2 separate regions of the Mus musculus genome follow, and region 2 is linked to region 1. A link is a contact called in ENCODE Hi-C or POLR2A ChIA-PET data. All regions are on one chromosome and are shown on one strand. The core of a region is the stretch at or near the end of the contact, and the rest is flanking DNA. Distances in the headings are between cores, read along the strand shown.

Region 1 (3,753 bases), core at 498-2,997:
GTGTGCCCTTTGGCTACCATCCCCCCTGCTTTCTCCTCCAGCCCCCTGGTTTATGATTCTTGTGGACCTTCAGGTTTGTGGTTTTTTTTTTTTTTTTTAAACCAATGGTTTTAACTGACCTTGCATTAGAATCATCTGTTATCAAAAACACTGACCCAGGTTGTGGTCCTTCTGTTTTGGTTTGCCTGGGGCATGATCTAGGAATGGCAGTTTTAAAAAGCTACCCTCAGTGATTCTGGTCTTCGTTCTTTGATGCTACTCAAGGACGCGGATGAAGGTTGCCTATATCTTTATGGGAGATAAACCCTACTCTTTCCTCTTGCCTGATCGGACGGGTTATCTCATCTTGGTTCCCTTCTCCTTGCTGTGCAGTTTGAGGGCCCACCATCAGAGTCCTTAGCATAGATTTTGGTGAAGACAGCCCCATCCTGTCTTGGTCACCGCCTAGGTGGCAGATCCATTATTAATAATTCCTGTCTCAAAGAGAAAGGCTGGAGTGCATATGTGGTAAGGATTTTCTAAGTCCTGAGCTCGGGAGGTTGGAAGTCTGGACATGCTGAGTCCCCGTGGCTAAGGGTCCTCCACCCCCACTCCCACCCCGCCCCTCCCCCACCCCCACCCCTCCCCTCCCCCACCCTTCCATCGTTGTGCCGCGAATGTGAACATACTGGATGAGCCAGTGTGAAAGTTCTCGTTTTAACGGTGTTTTGTTTCTCTCTGTGACTTGCAGGTACTTTATTCACATGCCGGCCTTGGAGCAGAGGCTCCCAGGCTGCTACCCCATTACAGAGCCCACCACTCAGCTCTGTCATGAAGTTCTGCAGTTGATTGAGCAGAAACAGTGTGCAAAATGTTAGAGGAGGTTAGAAGTATAAAGTATCCACTGAAGTCACTATGGAAAACAGCCTTTTGATTTATGGACTATTTAGCTCCTTCCTTCTAAAGAGTCTAGTGAAGTGCTCATTAACACCGCTTTAAGAGCTCTTACTTTTTGGTTTCTGCTTTCTTGAGATAGGGTTTCTCTGTGTAGTCCTGGCTGTCCTGGAACTCCTTCTGTAGACCTTGAACTCACAGAGATCTGCCTGCCGCTGCCTCCGCCTCCCAAGCACTAGGAGTAAAATGTGTGTCCCCACGCCCAGTTCTGGGGTGGGGGTAGAGTCTTAATTTTTTTTTAAGTAGCTATGTCTGGGCTGAGAGCCTGCAACTCAGAGGCAGAGTCTCTACCTAGCATCTGTGAAGATGTGTGTTCAAGCTCTACCACAGGAAAAAAAAAAAAAAAACAAACAAAACCAAAAAACCCCAAACAAACAGTAACAAAACCAAAGCAAAACAACCCAGCCCCAAGCAACACAAACACTGGCTACATCTTTCTTCACTTATGGAAAGTGCCGTACCTCTCCAGAATGAAAGCTTTCTCAAAGCCATGAAAACAGTACTGAGCAAGCGCAGAATCTCAGAGCCTGCGTGTGCAGAACAGATCTCGTGGGTCTCCTTGGCGATTGGAGGGAGCCACTGGAACACCCGCAGCAAGATTGTCGTAGAAGTACAAAGTACACAGCCTTAGAGAAGTGCCCGGCGATGGCGTGTGGGTGATGGCGTGCGGCACTTTCTCCCCTACCCGGAAATATTTTAATGTCAAAAGTGTGCCTGCAGCAGTGGGCAGGAGGACACCACTGCAGCTGCACGGAATACTGAAGGAAAACAGGCAGGACTTCCTGTGGGGAAGCTCCGCAGTATGCTGCTCTGTTTCACGCCAGAGTGGGCCAGTCTGAACCAGCCTGTGGAGCCTCTCGCACTCATTTACAAAAGGTCACACTGAGTGGCTGTAAGTTAACTTAGACCCCAAACACTTTCTGGAGCTGTTGCGTTTGACTTTAAAAAACACCAGAAGTGGGCTTTCTGTATAACTTCCTACAGCCTGAGGAAGTAGGAGAGGAAAGTCTGCTTCCAAAGAAAGTGCACTCTGGGCGGCTTTGCCTGTGGTGCTCAATGGAACCACGGCTGGGGACTTTGTTGAGACTTAGTTTCGTGTCATAAATTTGTCCAGCAATATTTAAATTATTTTACAGTGATCATTTTTTAATATAATATTTATATGATTTTGACTGATTGCTCAATATATTTCTTAAATTTACTACTTCTATAGCTTTCTAAATATTTTATGTAAAAATAGAACCGTTCCAGCTGAGACTGTAGCTCAAATGGTAGGGCACTTGCCTAGCATGTAGGGAGGCCCCGGGTTCAGTGTCCAGCACCACAAAAAATAATAAAATAAAAACTGGCTTCTAGATATGAGACTTTGTGTTAAAAAAGGCATGCAGACACTTTTAGCTTCTCAAATTGCTACTCTGAGAGGCTGTAGGTGGCTAAGGAGGGAACCTTCTTACCCATGTTCCAGATGTGTGCACCTGCCCTGGGCAGCCTCAGCCGCCTCCTCGCCCTGCTGTGCTCCCACACGCCATTCTTACTGCGCCAGTAATGACTTGATTTGCCAGCATCCCAGGCAAGTTCTTATGTGCTGGTTTCGTTGTCAGTGCAGTGTTTAATAGAATCATTGTAAGATCTTTCAAAAGAAAAAAAATACCATAAAGGTAGTACTGAGTTTTCAACTTGAAAAACCTGGTATACTGTGACTCTCAAAATAATGTTTTGATACATTGATAAAAAATGTTTTGTTTGCAGATTATTTATAAATTACTAGTCTTATTTGTTTCCATGAGGTTTTTTTTTTTTTTCCTTTTATTGTGATTTTTTAAAAAGTCTTAAGTATTGAACTTTTGGGGGAAAAAAGTATAAGAATGAAACCTTCACCCAGAAACCTCGTTTCTAGTTCTGACTCAGGCATCTAACCAATTTACATTAAGCCACTTTCTAGGCCTTGCCTATTTCTTTCTGTAAGCTCACTAGCTTCTCCAAGCTCTCTAGTGTCCTCTGCCTGTAAACAACACTTTTGTTTATTAAAACGGGGTCTCACGGAACCCAGGGAGACTTGATCGCTCAGTGGCCAAGAATGGCTTTGAACTCCTTTTCCTCCTGCCTCTATCTCCCAAGTGCTGGCTTTGTATACAACACTCTTTTTTTCTTTTATGGTTATGTGTGGGTTTGTAGAGGCCAGAAGAGGGCGGCATTGGATACGTTAGAGCAGGAGCCATAGGGGTTTTCGCGCTACCCAGTGTAAGTTGCGCGCTACCGGGTGTAAGTGCTGGAAACCAAGCTCAGGTTCTCTGGAAGAACAGCAAGCACTTTTAACCACTGAGCCATCCCTCCTGCCCCTGGATGTACACTTTGACGTGGGGTAGTGTGTTCCTCTGCTATGTTGTCTCAGTAGATTCCAAGTAAGCCTACATGATTATGTCATCAACACAACCACACAGTCTCCAAGCCTTTTCACCATTTCGCCATTACCACTCGGTCTCCGAACCTCCCTTCATCACCCTCCAAGAAGTCTGTAAGTCTCTCATTCCTACTTAGGGGGTGAGTGAGGTGGGGGTGGGGCAATGAGTGTTGACCCAGTAGATAAAGAGTTATTTCTGAGATGGAAGAGACTACGGATCCTGTAGCCCTGCTTCAAACTAATACTGCTACTTCCTGTGGGCCAAGCATATTCAAACCACCACAGATGGCAATTCTGAGAACTAAGCATTATTCTTCGGGTCCACAACCGATTAGATTAGGGTAATAGTAATCAAAGAACCATACACCCATCCAACAAAGAAGAGATCAGATATTCACACAAGAAATACCACAAACATC
Region 2 (3,753 bases), core at 904-3,403, 47 kb after region 1:
TAAGAAACAGTAGAATGGGACTTGCAAGTGGTCGGAGGTTGGGAGAAATGGTCATGTGGATAAAGGGTAGAAACTTTCACTCAATAGACGAGTGATGCTCTGCTCCTCTGATCTAATGGACTCGGTGGTGTCTACAGTCAATACTGTAGTCAGTGTACACCTGCAATACTAACAGGCCCTGCTATCTGTAATCTAGACATGTCAAGCCAAGTTATAGTCATGACTGCAGTGCATAATAAGAGTACCTTCACACTATATATAGCAGCCCTTGAAATTTTGTTTGGGGGCTGTGGGGGCAGGGTTGGGAGGTGGGTCGGTCCATAAGTGACTGCTGTGCAAGGACCTAAAATCAGATCCTCCATAAAAGCTGGGCTTGAGACAAATGTTTGTAACCTGGGCTGTGGGTGGGTCAAGACTGTTGGATCCCTCGAGCTCATAGGCTAGCTAACCTAAACAATCTGTGGGCTCTAGGCTCAACGAGTGACCCGTGTTAAAGAAAAAGGGAGGGGAAAATTAAGAAAGACACCTGAAACAATAATATCCGGTCTCTACATGAAAGCACATACTGAGTATGTGCACTCAAACACACAGGCACACACTCATGTGAACACATGCCCCTACAACACACACACACACACACACACACACACACACACACACACACACACATTCCTGCTTGTTCCAGCCCCACTCACTCTGGCCCAAAGATTTATTTATTTATTATATGTAAGTACACTGTAGCTGTCTTCACACACACCAGAAGAGGGCGTCTGATCTCATTACAGATGGTTGTGAGCCACCATGTGGTTGCCGGGATTTGAACTCAGGACCTCCAGAAGAACAGTCAGTGCTCTTAACTGCTGAGCCATCTCTCCAGCCCACATAACAATATTTGAAACTTATTTTGGGTCTGGGTATCATTGACACACAGTAGGCAGAGGCCTCGGACTATTCAAGACCAACTCTCTCTACACAGACCCTTCAGCAGAAAGAAGTTTCACTTCATAAGGAGTATAGTAGTTAGCCTGCATTCTTTTGAATGGTTCAATTGGGTATAAAAATTGCATTTCATATTTCTCTTGAGACTAGTATGTACATAGCCTTTCAAACACGTGTTTTTGTGTGAGTATACCTGCGTGCTCATGTGGAAGTCAGGGGATAACGTGCAGGACTCAGCACTCCTCATGTAGGTTTCTAGCATCTGACTCAGAGCCTCAGGCAGGGCAGCGAGTGCCCCTACACAGTCATCTCAACAGGTCCATAACCTCTCGTTTTTACTGGTTAGAAAGAGATCTTGGCCCATTAAAACTTAAAACATTAGCCCTTTGTCTGGCATACCCTGTGACTATTTTTCCTAGGTTTGCATTATGTGAGAAGAAGGACTTTTAGGGACTGGGAAGAAAGCCAAAGGAAGATGAAGAGAGGAGTGTAAGAGAGAGAAGGAGAGATGGACATGGTCAAAGCATGATATATTCATGCGTGGAAATGTCCCAGTGAAACTCTCTAATTCGTACAATTTATACGTGAAATATTTCAAAGCACACTTGTGAGCTGAGATGGTTTAGTGTTCTTAAATGTCGTATGAACGTGTGAAGAAACTGCATGACAAAATGCACCGATTTCATGGGAAGTCATTCCTGACTCTGAGAACCCCCGCAAGGAAGCTTCATGGAGTTGGAGATGGATGGGCAACTCTGAAGAGAGTTGTAGCTCTGGAAGCTGACCGACTCATGCAGATCTGACTTAGCCAGGTATGTTAACTGATGGCGTGTGTCGGTTTGAAAACTAGGCGACTAGCTATGAACTCCTGTCTGGCTTCCATCTGACAACCTTGGTGGTGTAAGGGCTGATAAGGCTTCTGGCTCTGATGGACACGCAAGAGCTGACGTCAAGCCCGTGTGACGTCATCCGCGCTAAGGCGCTGGCCTCCAGGGGCCTCCGGAGGGCAGGAGACGTCCCGGGGCTGGAGGTGGCTCCGCTGCAGGTCTCTGGCTCTGGAAGCTCAGGTTCCTAGGCTTGGTAGCCACCTCCACCTTTCACCTCCGCCACGCCCTCTGCGAGCCCCGGGAGCATCCCGCCGCCAGCCGGCTCGCCCGCCCCGCCGCGGGCACGCGCACGCACGCAGCTGCGCACGCGCGTCCCCCTCAGAACCCGGAAGTGCGAGCGGAGCCACGTGGGTGGAGCTGGCGCGCAGGTCGCATGGGGGAGTCTATCCCGCTAGCCGCCCCGGTGCCGGTGGAACAGGCGGTGCTGGAGACGTTCTTCTCTCACCTGGGTATCTTCTCTTACGACAAGGCCAAGGACAATGTGGAGAAGGAACGAGAGGCCAACAAGAGCGCGGGGGGCAGCTGGCTGTCGCTGCTGGCGGCCTTGGCGCACCTGGCCGCGGCTGAGAAGGTCTATCACAGCCTCACCTACCTGGGGCAGAAACTAGGTACCTCCGCCCCGCCCCTGCCCCTGAGGAGGAAGGAAAGGGGGTGCGCTGCCTGGTCTGCTTGGCTTGGGTGCCTCGTCACTCCCAGCGGCAGGCTCCACTCTGCCCAGGTCTCCTCCCACCGGTGCCCCTTCTTCCCTAGTGTGCCGCAAGCTCCGCCCACCGGCCTGTGCCATCGCTGCCTAGGTGGACTGGGAGGATGCTCTTCCCTGGGCATGCTCCAAACCCCGTGGGTTTACGGTTTTGCACCGTGCATGGACTGGTTTCATAAATGACAAGTTAACCAAGTTCTGTGTCCCCGTTCTAACTCACTAGTTAGACCTCACTGCGGTCTGAGGAGCAAAAGCAGGCGATGGAAGCTAGGTGTGTTAATAAATGCTATTTTGTCTGGCCTCTTATACAGAGGGGCGTCCTGTCCCCTCTTCAGATCCTGGCCAGGAAGGGCAGGAATTATGCAAAACCTTAACTGGAGAAGCGTTAAGGGACAGGATAGTGAACACTGCTAGTCCTCATGTAAATTTTAACCCTCAAAATAAGATGCAGGACTACCACTACAAGAAACAGTCGGCTTCATAAAAGCCAAGGGCTGTGCATTCAAAGTATTACCTTTAATAATAATGACAAATGATAGCTGACTACCAAAAAATTGGAATAGGCAGTTGTAATACTTAGGTTTCTTCTTGACCCTTTAGTTATTACAAGTTGGAGGGCCTTTCGTGAGTGAAGGATACACATCTCTGGCATCAAAGAGAGTGAGAGTGTACGTTACATATAGAGTTGATCCCCTTCTATTGCCAGGTAGCTCGCTGAATACTGAACGTTTGGTAAACACTCTGGGCAAAGGACTTTCTGAGATGATAAGGCCTGTAGCTTTTCAAATGATTGTTACTTAGTTATTGGTAAAAAGTGGCCAGAGATTTTACTCTGTTTTTCTCTAATGGGCCCAAAGGTGCAATTGCTATTACAGGGTTACTGTCCTGTTTTCTACAGTGTAGTGAGTTGGGTATGCATTTTATGGGAGGTGGTGGGTCTCAAACCTGAACACACCTGCCTTGAATAACCAGATTGAGTGTGTGTGTGTGTGTGTGTGTGTGTGTGTATATATATATATATACATATATATGTATATATATCCTTTATTCAAAGCATGTACAAATATTATTTATATGATGACTATTCATGTATGCATTTGATATATATCATATATATGATACATTCTAGCAGTAATATCGAAGGTGGATAATATTCTGGCAGTTTGAGATGTTTTAGGCTTCCTCCCTATAAAAACAATGATTGACCCAGGTACCATGATTCTTAAC

What was found. A loop is a pair of places that touch in the nucleus more often than their neighbours do. ChIA-PET counts read pairs that join two places held with the same protein, here RNA polymerase II (POLR2A).
Region 2: POLR2A ChIA-PET joins it to region 1 with 13 read pairs in embryonic stem cell. The contact joins the promoter of BC048403 here to the enhancer-like site in region 1. A Hi-C loop is called at or near these places in 1 of 37 maps with a recorded cell type or tissue (T-helper 17 cell). POLR2A ChIA-PET finds 5 or more read pairs at or near these places in 2 of 5 experiments (both embryonic stem cell).

Annotation. Positions count from the first base shown.
Region 1 is chr10:121,691,629-121,695,381 of GRCm38, forward strand. D930020B18Rik (RIKEN cDNA D930020B18 gene) reads left to right here. Exons shown (of 13, transcript NM_177335.4): 13 at 731-2,286. The coding sequence ends at 857. Among named protein-coding and RNA genes, the nearest start is that of Gm35865, 12 kb to the right of the region's middle. Within about 2 kb of position 1,748, at least 1 of the 3 ENCODE cell types and tissues checked has a DNase peak (open chromatin) inside an H3K27ac peak, as active enhancers do.
Region 2 is chr10:121,737,777-121,741,529 of GRCm38, forward strand. It overlaps BC048403 (cDNA sequence BC048403), which reads left to right and starts at 2,154. Exons shown (of 3, transcript NM_173022.3): 1 at 2,154-2,434. The coding sequence starts at 2,200.